3 separate regions of the Homo sapiens genome follow, and all the other regions are linked to region 3. A link is a contact called in ENCODE Hi-C or POLR2A ChIA-PET data. All regions are on one chromosome and are shown on one strand. Each heading gives the region's core, a stretch centred on a gene start or an enhancer-like site at or near the end of the contact. The rest is flanking DNA. Distances are from core to core; before and after follow the strand shown.

The links. A loop is a pair of places that touch in the nucleus more often than their neighbours do. ChIA-PET counts read pairs that join two places held with the same protein, here RNA polymerase II (POLR2A). Pooled maps may share reads with other maps.
Region 1: a map of gastrocnemius medialis shows a loop between it and region 3 (9-fold over the local background). The contact joins the promoter of UEVLD here to the promoter of TSG101 in region 3. A Hi-C loop is called at or near these places in 22 of 168 maps with a recorded cell type or tissue (B cell, CD4-positive, alpha-beta T cell, CD4-positive, alpha-beta memory T cell and 17 more), 9 of 37 single-sample maps with no recorded cell type and 35 of 50 pooled maps. POLR2A ChIA-PET finds 5 or more read pairs at or near these places in 28 of 52 experiments (A549, BJ, CD4-positive, alpha-beta T cell and 21 more).
Region 2: a map of PC-3 shows a loop between it and region 3 (3-fold over the local background). The contact joins the enhancer-like site here to the promoter of TSG101 in region 3. A Hi-C loop is called at or near these places in 4 of 168 maps with a recorded cell type or tissue (Calu3, OCI-LY7, PC-3 and 1 more) and 3 of 50 pooled maps. POLR2A ChIA-PET finds 5 or more read pairs at or near these places in 20 of 52 experiments (A673, AG04450, B cell and 15 more).

What each region holds. Positions count from the first base shown.
Region 1 is chr11:18,586,067-18,590,290 of GRCh38, reverse strand. UEVLD (UEV and lactate/malate dehyrogenase domains) reads left to right here and starts at 1,557. Exons shown (of 12, transcript NM_001040697.4): 1 at 1,557-1,678. The coding sequence starts at 1,637. LOC112268073 (a long non-coding RNA gene) reads left to right here. Exons shown (of 4, transcript XR_002957242.2): 4 at 11-198. RefSeq lists enhancers at 1,440-1,489, 1,395-1,689, 1,750-1,809, 1,850-1,999, 2,400-2,509.
Region 2 is chr11:18,491,494-18,495,237 of GRCh38, reverse strand. All of the region lies in intron 7 of TSG101 (tumor susceptibility 101), which reads left to right. Among named protein-coding and RNA genes, the nearest start is that of TSG101, 34 kb to the left of the region's middle. Within about 2 kb of position 2,202, at least 2 of the 41 ENCODE cell types and tissues checked have a DNase peak (open chromatin) inside an H3K27ac peak, as active enhancers do; they include PC-3 and PC-9, where a contact is called at or near this core.
Region 3 is chr11:18,525,204-18,528,830 of GRCh38, reverse strand. It overlaps TSG101 (tumor susceptibility 101), which reads left to right and starts at 1,889. Exons shown (of 10, transcript NM_006292.4): 1 at 1,889-2,056. The coding sequence starts at 2,015. RefSeq lists an enhancer at 1,620-1,729.

The DNA.
Region 1 (4,224 bases), core at 308-2,807, 62 kb before region 3:
TTAAGCACAGGTGTGTTCCTGATGGTCTCTGGCTGGAGGGCAGGGACAGGCCAGAGTCCTTACAATTGTCTACAAAGTCCCACAGTGGTTCTTGGACTTCATCACCCATCAGAATCATCTGGAAGAATTGTTAAAAGAGAATTGCTGGTCCCCAACCCCAGAGCCTGTGATTGAATAAAGCTGGGGTTGAGGTCTTAGCATCTGCATTTCTAACAACTCCCAGCACCTGAGGCTGCAGATCTGGGGCTCACACTAGAAGACTCACTTCTCTAAACCACTTGTTCCCCCGTCTTATTTCCCTGACTTAGCCTCCTTGTCTCCACTCCCATCTTACTTCATTCTACTCCAGCCACACTGGCCTCCTTGCTGTGTTGAGCCTCCCTGGGCACATGCCTTAGGCTACTGCTTTGTCTGCACTCGGATTCGTAACACTTACTCCCTCACCCCTCAGTGAGACCTACCCCAATCTCCCTACCCTTTTCAGAATTTATTCTCCACAACACGTAATCAACCTTCTGACATGCTGAATAATTTACTTATTACATTTATTGTTTTGCTCTCTCTCTGCTAATAAAGGAATGACACCCTTAAGACATCAGCTATCTGAGTGTATTTTGTTCACGGCTGTATCCTGAGACCTGGAAAAATAGCTGGCAAGTAGTAGATGCTCAACAAAAACTTTCTGAATGAATGTTCCTTCCAGCTTTTCAGCTTCTTCTCCTGAGTCAGGGCAGCACTCCCTTCAGATCTTCCTATAAATACAATCTCTCTCCTATATGTCCAACCTCTTGACAATTACAATATCCAGCTCCTGGGACTTTTCGCTTCAGTGGCTCAGGCCAGGGATACAGGGCAGGTAAGTCAGCCATGGGCCAAGGAGATCAAACAACGCCAGAAAATTACTGTATCCTGCATCTCTTCTTCACCCACCTTCTCCAGATGACCTTATCCACCCATCTCCCTCCTCTCTTGTTTTCCAACTATTTGTTCACCTGGATTTCTCCTCTCTTTGACCACCAACATTGTTATGGCACCCCTAAAAAAAATAAAAAAAGCAACCACTCTCCCCGTGCTAAGCCACCCTCATGCTGGGGCTGTCCTATCTCCGCTTCTCCGGCAAGGCTCCTCCTGACTTTGTTTTTCCTTTCTACTCCCTGAAATTTTGCTTCTGAAGTTCCATTACCGCCTCCTTCCTAAATTCAACTGCAATTTTCGGTCTTGCTCTTTCCTGATACACTGTGGAATTTAATACATCTGTCTGGAAACTCTTCAAGAACACCGCGTGTTGCCTCTACCTCCTTTAGTGCTTCTACTCCGGTCCTTCCTAGTCTTCTCTTCATAAGTGTCCCCAAGTTTCCTTCCAGGAAGATGGGTCGTGGTTTCCTTGACGCCAATGCGTTTCTGGCCGTGCCCTCGTCACTTGCCCACTCCGGGGTCACGAAGGAGAGGCCCCGGATTCCGGGCGCAGCCGCGGCTGAGCCCGGGGCGTTGAATGCGGGTGGAATTTCCAGTCTGGGAAGGGGCGGGGCCTTGGACCGCCGGGAAGTTTGGTCCTCAGCGGCTTCCGTCCTGCAGCAAGTCCGGAAGAAGGTCCGGGGGCTGGAGTCCTGGGACCTAGCTCGGGACCGGCCTGGAGATGGAGTTCGACTGCGAGGGCCTGAGACGGCTGCTTGGCAAGGTGCGGGCAGTCCGCTGGGCCAGTTTGGGTCCTCAGGGTCTTGCGGGGGGTGCCTCTGCCTTTGGCCAGGTTGCCTCCGTTTTGCGTTTCCCGGCTTGTAGTGGGGCTTGGAGCCGGGGCGGCTGGTCTGAAACCGGCTATGGGGCGCGGCCCCAGGGAGGCTGAGGGGACCTGGATTCTGATTTCTCCCGCAACTCTGAGGTTTCCCAACCTCCACCTGGTGCGAGCCCTCCTCATACCCCCAGCTTCACTGACCTCAAACAGCTCCCAGCACACGCCTAACCACGCCTTTCTCTCTTTCTCTCTGCTGAAATGGTCTGCCTTTTTTTTCTTTTTTCTTGAATTGCAAAGCTCATCCTTTGTAAGACCCAACTCAGTCACTCCCTGTAAGATTGAATCAACCCTTCTGTTTTGAAAGATATCGATTATCACATTGTGGAGTAATTATGTATTTACAAACCGTAATCTTGCTGTGAGCCCCTTTGACTGCAGACATTGTGCTTTTGTATTCCCTTCCTCTAGCCACTATGTTTGACAACACCATAGGTACTAAGTAACTGTGCAGTGAATGAAAGACCTGAGTAGATTTAGAGATGAAGACAGAGCTTGAAGGCCCTGGAGAGATCTTAATGTTGGAAGGCTGGGGAGTAGGCGGGCCGACCTAGAAATCTGACCTATATTTCTGAGACCTGACTAGCCTGAGTTTCCGGTGTACAATCTGAGGGAATCCCCGCCAATTTTCTAGTTAAGAAGACTAGTTTTCACCAGTTTCCTAGTTAAGGTGGTTTTTTGTTTTTTGTGTTTTTTTTTTTGACAGAGTCTTGCTCTGTCCCCCAGGCTGGAGTGCAGTGGTGCGATCTAGGCTCACTGCAACCTCCACCTCCCGGGTTCAAGCCGATTCTCGTGCCTCAGCCTCCCAAGTAGCTGGGACTACAGGCGCGTGCCACCATGCCTGGCTAATTTTTGTATTTTAGTAGAGATGGGTTTTCACCATGTTGGCCAGTCTGGTCTCGAACTCTTGACCTCAAGTGATCCACTCGCCTGAGCCTCCCAAAGTGGTGGAATTACAGGTATGAACCACCGCACCCGGCCTTAAATAATTCTTAATGCTTCTTAAGACTTCCTAATGCAGAAACCATAGTTTATGCCATTTTTGTTATACTTGCCTCTTTCTTTGTTGGGGCAGTTTACATACCCGTGGGAGGTTTTGAAGTCCTAAGATTGAAATTGTTTATGTAAGTGACTTGAATGAATTTATCTACTGCGACAGGTGCAGATCTTGTAGGAAGAGAAGTATCATAATGCTACCCTTTCTGTCTCCTCTTCAGAGCATGTGAAATTAAAAGAACCATTCAAGTTTTAATGTGCAGAGGATGATGGATTGTCCGATGGGAAGAATTGTTCAAGTTAAGATTCAAACATAGAGCATATTTTTGGTGGCACTGGAATGAAGGAAAAGAAGAGAGACAATGGTTTTTTCAAGGGTGAGAGTAGAATAGTAGAGGATTTTTTTTTCCCCATCAGTGCATAGCATAGAGTCTGGCACATAGGTAGCTTATTATTATTATTACTGTTTGTTTTGAGACGGAGTCTCGCTCTGTCACCCAGGTTGAAGTGCAGTGGCGCGATCTCTGCTCACTGCCATCTCCGCCTCCTGGGTTCAAGCGATTCTCCTGCCTTAGCATCCTGAGTAGCTGGGACTACAGGCGCCCACCACCAAGCCCGGCTAATTTTTTTTGTATTTTTAGTAGCGACGAGGTTTCGTCATATTGGCCAGGCTGGGGTAGCTTATTATTAATAAGTATTTGTTGGCTGTATAAATTAAGGAAACCAATCAGAAACAAGTCAGTGCAGCAAATATATGAAGTTTCCTGACCATTCACTGCAGTCTGCAAATAATATTGTTTAATATCTAGAAATAATTTTAGTCTAGGCACAGTTACTCATGCCTGTAGTCCCCGCTACTTGAGAGGCTGAGGCAGGAGAATAGCTTGAGCCCTGGTGTTTGAGTATGCAGAGAGCTATGATTGTGCCACTGCTTGCCAGCCTGGGAGACAGAACGAGACCGTGTCTCTAAAAAGTAGAAATAAATGTAAGGCCAGGCACGGTAGCTCACGTCTGTAATTCCAGCACTTTGGGAGACCGAGGCGGGTAGATCACCTGCGGCCAGGAGTTCGAGATCGGCCTGTCCAACATGGTGAAACCCCATCTCTACTAAAAATACAAAAAAATAAGCCAGGCGTGGTGGCCCGCTCCTGTAATCCCATCTACTCGGGAGGCTGAAGCAGGAGAATCACTTGAACCTGGGAGGTGGAGGTTACAGTGGCCCAAGATCGTGCCACTGCACTCCAGCCTGGGCAACAGAGGGAGACCCCATCTCAAAAAAATAAAAAAAAATGAATTTAAAATTTTTTAAAACTTAGAAATAATTTTGTTGCAGAAAAAATCGATGGAGAAGTGATCAGTACATTAAAAAATTAAGCAACTATGGAGAAAGTAAAAAATCTAATTAAATAGATATCCCAGTTTCATAGATGTGAAGATTG
Region 2 (3,744 bases), core at 953-3,452, 34 kb after region 3:
ACCTACCACAGAATTTTTCTTGGTAAAACTTCATAAATACTGTATATTTCAACCTCTGAGTTTTAAAAATGTCATTTTAAGATTTTGTTCCTAAAAATCAAATAAACAAGGATCAGAAACAGTAAGTTTGGAAGGGTGCTATTAACAGAGATTCAGGGACCAGTTTTACCTTTGTTAAAGTGTTGTTTAAAAATGTGGGAGTGGAAAACCCTGAAAATGCTGCAGCTGAATGATGTGTTTCTGTAGTTTCCACTCTTTAGTCCATACTGAATATTTAGATAAAGAAAGGAAAAGGTGAAGAAAAATAAGAGAGCTTACCTGTTAATATTTCTTTGAGGACAGAAGCTAGTAAACATGACAAGTTTTTCTTGACTGTCTTATCCAATGCTGTTCTTCCCTCTGGCCATCCTAGATTAAGTGTTTGGCCTACAGAAACTGTACTTTCAGGATATGGCACCCAAGGCACCCAGCCCATGTGGGTTTACTAGTGCACGCTTGCTTGTGTGCAGGTTTGGGTGCCTCTTCCCCACACCTTTCACAGACTTCCTTTGGGAATAACTGCCTCATCTTCAGGATAAGTAGCGTTTTCTTCCAATCCTGGACAGTCAGTGAGTCATGAGTGAAATTTAAATGCTGAGAGTTTAGTCTGCTAAATGTTAAATCCTTTTCTGCCAAAGCAATAATGATAACAGAAATAATGATAACAGAAATTCAAAGCAATAATGATAGATTTGAAAGCTTTTAAAAAAGCTATTGTGTAAGTTAACAAATGATTTTTATTTTGTTAGTAAAGGAAAGGTAGGAGAAGCTGATTCATTTGGCTTCCTGTCGTTATTCCTATAGAATACCTCTAACATAATAGATTCTTAAATTAGTCTTTTCACAAAACGTTAATTTTAATGGAATTACTTTGATTCTGATTCATTTTTTTAAGAATAGAATTTTAACTCTCCTTCAGATTTATTGGCTTTTGTGCTTATGCCTACCAGGTAGCATCTTTCATCTTTTATGACTTACTATGATAGCTGAATGATTTTGTCACACTGTTTCTTTTTTGGAGTAGTTATTATTTTGCTGTCTCATTTTAGCAAGACTTATACCTACTTACCTTCACTTTTGAAAACTTTAATTTTTATGTAAATGAATTTAAACTTTTTTTGTGGTGTGTGTTTATTTTCAAGAAGTGTAAACCTGCTGATAGCTTTCTTTAAATTTTTTCTTATTGATTGTGTTGATAGAAACTTTCTAGAGCTCAAGTAAAGCGCATTTTTCTGAGTGTTTAAAAGATAAATTGAGGCCCCCTAATTTCTTTGGAAGAAAAGCTCCATAGCCTGCACAAAGCCTGTAAGTAGTATTAGAAGCTTACATATTCATACACTATAAATAAAAAGGACTTTTGTAAGCCATGTAATGGATTTGCAGTGTTTGCACTTAATAGCACAGATCAGAACTCCTTTGCTCATACAGTTGTCTGAAATGTTCTTCCTTCTTCAGAGATAGACCTGTTTTTTGTTTTTTATTATGAAAGAAAAATAATCCTCATATGTTCTCGGTCTAGTTTCTAAATAGATGGTCAGTAAGCTACTGTGTGGGATTACTTGGGCTCCATAGTTTGCTGTGTAGCACAGATGCCAGACCTAGGACCATTATGTGGGCCTGAGCAAGTAACATCCAGGAGTAAAAATGCTGGGCAGGTAGTTTACTTTTGCTGATTAAGGGTGAGGTCAGAAAAATTATCGTTGAGTTATAGTTTACTTTGGGCTTATGGATTCTTTCTCTAATATAAAATAGCTTCATTTGAGTTCCAGGAAGTAGTGATCGTTTGTAAATACTCTTAGGAGATAAATGAAACCGGGTGTCTTAAGTGTTTAAATAGTGGCTTTAAATCAGGTAGTGTATACTAGTGCACTGTGAATATACTTGCATAAATTATTCAATGAATTTTTGGGTCCATTGAGTGTAGAGTGTTGGTTTCCTAATACTAGAAAAATTATATCTTATTTCCTAAGGATTAAGTTTGGAGATCAGATCCTACCTGACATTTAAAGGAAGTTTTGCTTAAGATTGTTACTCAAAGTCTGTTAGCTCTTCAACTGCTAATCTGGAATTGTAGAAGGGCACTTTTGAAATCTGACTCTGCTTGAGTAAAAAGGTCAGTGTGTTGGGGACTTGGGGTATGGCAGTTTGCCAAAAACTCTTCTTATTCTTGTTATAGCAGGTATAGAGAATATTCAAATTTCTTCTAAGATGTTTGAGAAGAAAGTTTGGTTTGGTAAGTGTTCACAAAGTAGATGAGAATCTTCCACCAAATCTTTTTTCTTATTTGTTTGCATAAACATTATCTTAAAGTGGCATGGTTCATCGAATTTTGAACTTTGATGAGTTTTTCTTTTACTTCTTTGAAAAACTCTGGGTTTTTCTTTTTTTACTTTCTTATTTCAGATCTTAGTTATAATTCCTTTTTTTTTTTTTACAAAGTAGTTCGATTTTTTAAAGTTTAGATATACTTCACAGTGAAGTCTATGTGTGATAGAGATAAGACTAGGTCTAATCTTGGTGTTTGTAACTTCCTCAGGTGAACTGTGACCTTTATAGGCCAAGCGACTGCTGCCTCGGCTTGGTTCTTATTTTGAGGGTTAATGACTTTGGCTGGAAAGTCTTGGCAAGGACTTATTTGGTGGTATTATGGTAGCATTTGCCTGAACATATTCTATAAAGAGAAACAGAATGTAAATTCCAGGATTTAAATGTGTGTTTTTAAAAATAAGGATTTAAAAATTTAGCATCAGTATAATTTGACCCATTAGACCAGATATAATAGCTTTAACAAAGTATGTTGATGTGTTTATGTGTGAAAAATTCACTAACTATAAAAAGACTCTTAAGTTTTCATTAGTTCTGATAACTTCTGTGCCAATGAATGGAATACCACCACTGTTGCATGTGATTGAATGCTTAATTATAGACATATCATTTAGGTACGTAATCTATGGGAGAAGGATTTTCCTTCCTGTCTCACAAGAACCATCATAATATTTCATATAGATTATAAGACAGGTTCTTCTAGAAAGGTTTTAAAATTCCTTTTGCTAATGCAGCCTTACTATAAACTGGGGACTTAATGAAATCTTCAATAGTCATCATATCATGAATCATCCTTTGGATATGAAATTCTAAACCAAACTCTTGTAGAAATTGGCTCTTTTTCACTTTCTTTAAAGGACTTTTTAAGTACAGTATAAGAAATTAGAGATTTTTATTCGGTCTAAATTCTGTCCAGATGACTGAACAGCTAAGACTTTAATTCATATTAAGTCTGTGAAAGAGAGCTCACTCTCTGACGTATTTTAATCTGTATGTTCAGTGAGTGTGGAAAGATGTGTTGCCTTTTTATATGGCCTCATTTGAAGTAGACCGACTTATTCTACAAATTGCCATGAAGAGCAAGTTCTTGATTAGGTAAGAAAATACTCTTTAGTTAAGGACCTGTAAAGTTTGGAAGTTCACAAAACCACCTGCACTTCTGACACTCATTGCAAGTTCATGGTTTCCCAAGGCCACCCTAAAGTTCTATAATTATCTAGAAGGACTTTAAAAGCTCACTGAAAGCTATTATACTCACAGTTATGACTTATGGCAAAAGATACAGATTAAAATAGGCTGAGGAAAGACACGTGGGCAACCCAGAAAGTTTCAAGTGCAAAGCTTCTAGTTGTCTTCTCCCAGTGGAGTCATAGGCAGTGC
Region 3 (3,627 bases), core at 640-3,139:
GCATGGTGGCACACGCATGTGGTCCCAATATACATGGGAGGCTGAGGCAGGAGGATCACTTGAGCCAGGGAGGTCGAGGCTGCAGTGGGCCATGTTCACATCACTGCACCATGACCTGGGCAACAAAAATATATAAATGGGCTGGGCGCAGTGGCTTACGCCTGTAATCCCAACATTCTGGCAGGCTGAGGCGGGTGGATCACCTGAGGTCAAGAGTTCCAGACCAGCCTGGCCAACATAGTGAAATCCTGTCTCTACTAAAAATACAAAAAATTAGCTGGGTGTGGTGGTGGGCACCTGTAATCCCAGCTACTCGGGAGGCTTAGGCAGGAGAATCGCTTGAACCCGGGAGGCAGAGGTTGCAGTGAGCCAAGATCACACTATCGCACTCCAGCCTGGGAAGCAAGAGCAAAACTCTGTCTCAAAAAAAAAAAAAAAAAAAAAAAAAAAAAATATATATATATATATATATATATATATATATATATGTAAAATTTATTTTAATATTTATAAATGTTGCATTTATAAAATATATAAATAATATATATTACCTGGCATTCCTCCAACTCACAAAGGTACAGTTGCTCTAATTAAAGGGACTCCTGGTTAAGCCGTGGCTTTAAGAACAGTTTGAAAACCTTCTTGCTTTTAAAAGACATAAAACAGCAAGTAAAATGGAAGGACAGACAGACCTCTAGTTTGGTTTGACTGGAGCTGTATGCTTAACTAAGGAGCTGAAAAACAGAGGCGGAGGTTGCAGTGAGCCGAGATGGTGCTACTGCACTCCAGCCTGGGCGATGGAGTGAGAGTGACTCAAAAAAAAAAAAAAAAGAAAAAGAAAAAGAAAAACAATACCTATTAATAGCCTTTATTTGTGCGTGTTAGCAACAGTTTATAATGATGCTTCCACATGCTTTCAGTTAGGCCCTCCTTGTGAATGTGACCTTCACTTAGACGCCAACTTTGAAGGGAATCAATACTACGGCCTTGTTCTCATTAGGGCTGTACTAAAATAATTGAAACTGTCACACATCATCAAACTCAAAATTTTACAATACCTTGAATGACACTGTGCTTACAAAACTGACGGTGATGTGTAATGATGACTAATGTAAGTCACCATGAAGAATTTTTATGGGAAGTAAAAATTCAATTAAGATGGAAGTACCTACCCTTGCATTGTGCAAGGCAATGAAGATCTGAAGGAAGCCTGCCTTCAAGGGCTTGGATTTTGACAGCGGACAGGTACACAAATACAGCACCAGGTAAAATACGGCCTGTATTATCATTTATGGGTGGGTACAGAGGAGAAATTCTGACTTACGGAATGATTTCCTGGAGAAGAAATTACTATCTGGCTTCTTGTGAAACAAAGGCTCTACACTTTACCCTTGCCAACGTATAGTATGAAGGTCTTTAAGCTTAAAAAAAATCATTAATTAGAGGACCACTGGGCATCATCTAAGGCAAGTGTATGACTTTAGAGTCGGGAGAAATTTGCGCCTGAGCTAGAAATGCACTAGCCTACCATTATCACAAGAGCAAGTCAGTGACAGAACAGTTCTCTGACCGCCAGTGCAGTGCCCTCCCACTTGATCAATCAGTCATTAAGGCTCACTGGCAAGCCCTTCGTACTTCTTCCCTCTCCGGCACTAGCTTCCTTAAGTCGACTCTGTGAAATACCTGCTAATCTTATCCTGAACCAGAGTTTCGACCCTCGGAACAGTCTTGCCCACATCTTTGGGACCCGATTCGTCCTGCTGATTCCGGCACTCGAGGGGCGGGTTGGTTGGAACCCACCCCACCAGGCCCCTCTCAATCCCACACGGTGTCCACCCTTGCCCGCAGGACGGCGGCCCGGAAGTGACGTAGTGGAAGCGGAAGTGGTGTAGTGGTGCCGACTTCCTGTTGTTTGAGGCCGGGTTGGGGGTGTGCGATTGTGTGGGACGGTCTGGGGCAGCCCAGCAGCGGCTGACCCTCTGCCTGCGGGGAAGGGAGTCGCCAGGCGGCCGTCATGGCGGTGTCGGAGAGCCAGCTCAAGAAAATGGTGTCCAAGGTGAGGCTGCGACGCGCTCGCCTCCCAGGGCGCGCCCACCGCTCCCTTCCGCGCCCTGTCGAGTCCGTCCCGGCCCAGCCAAGCAAGCTTCCCAGACGGGCCGGAAGCCCCGGTGCAGTCCTTAGCGACCTCCTCAGAACCCCGCCCCGAGGCGCCTGTCGCCTGGTGCGGGAATCCCCGTACGGGAGCTGGGAGGGTGGGGGACGGCGACAGTCAACAAAGGCGTGGAGCGGAGGCTACCTGACACCTGCCGCCCACCCGCCCTCCTCTCTTCCACTGAGTTTGGAGCTGTCTGTGGGGCAGTGTAGTTTTTCGTTTGTTTTTATAAACACAAACAAGGGATCATACTTAGTTGTAGATCTGAGGCAATCCTCTACTCCTGTCCCAATCTAGGGATCCTCCAGTCTTAGCCTTTCTTTTGCCGACCCGCAGAGAGTGTGGCCTTTTCAGTTTTGTATTCTCCAGAAAAGAAGCGAAAATACCAGTCCCTTACTGCCCCAGGTGAAATACATACCATTACCATTTCAGGGATTTTCTAAGAGTAACTACTTTTAAGTGTATGCTTCTTATAACGCGTATTTATTTGCTTTGAGCTTAATTTATGATCTTCACGGCTCAAGACTAGTGTTTTTTTTTTCAATTTTTAAAAAAGCAGTTAAGCATTTTGTATTTTAAAGCCATGATTTATTTATATAATTACTTCAAACGTGGCACCTCACACCAGAGTGGAATGGCTTTTGTTATGTTTTGTTGTAATTTTCCAAAACTATGTAAAATGATTGAGAGTTGAGTCTTGACCAGTTCAACGTGTTAGCTTGGGATAGTTTTGTCAAAGCAAGAATGGTAGCAATCAGCGGTTTAAGCGGTTTCAATTTTTAATAAAACACACTATTATGTGTAAAACTTTTTTAAAAACAGACTTTTTCCAGTTAAATCGCCCCCATAGTTCTTGATTGAAGACCAAATAATCTCTAAGGAGAAAATGACAGCTTTCAAAATAAAGCATATATTGGTTGTGTAATCGTATATTTTAGGCTTCTTGGTTTTGTTTTGATAAACTTGTTATCCTTAGTTATAGAAGACATATGGGAAGCCATAGAAGATTGTGACCCAGGTAAAGATCCATGTTGTAACTTTTATATATCACTTTTTGAAAAAAACGGTATATTGTTTTACATAGTATGTAACTGAAGAGTATCTGTTCCATGACTCTTTTTTTTTTTTTTTTTTTTTTAGAGTCTTGCTCTGTCACCCAGGCTGGAGTGCAGTGGCACGATCTTGGCTCACTGCAATCTCCGCCTCCCAGGTTCAAGCGATTCTCCTGCCTTAGCCTCCCAAGTAGCTGGGGATTACAGGTGCCCACCACTTCACACAGCTGATTGTTGTATTTTTAGTAGAGACGGGATTTCACCATGTTGGCCAGGCTGGTCTTAAACTCCAGACCTCAGTGATCCACCGCTTTGGCTTCCCAAAATGATGGGAATACAGGCGTGAGCCACCACACCTGGCCTCCATGACATTTTTGATCTTTAAATTGATAGCATAGTCATTAAGATTTAGTCCTTGGGCTG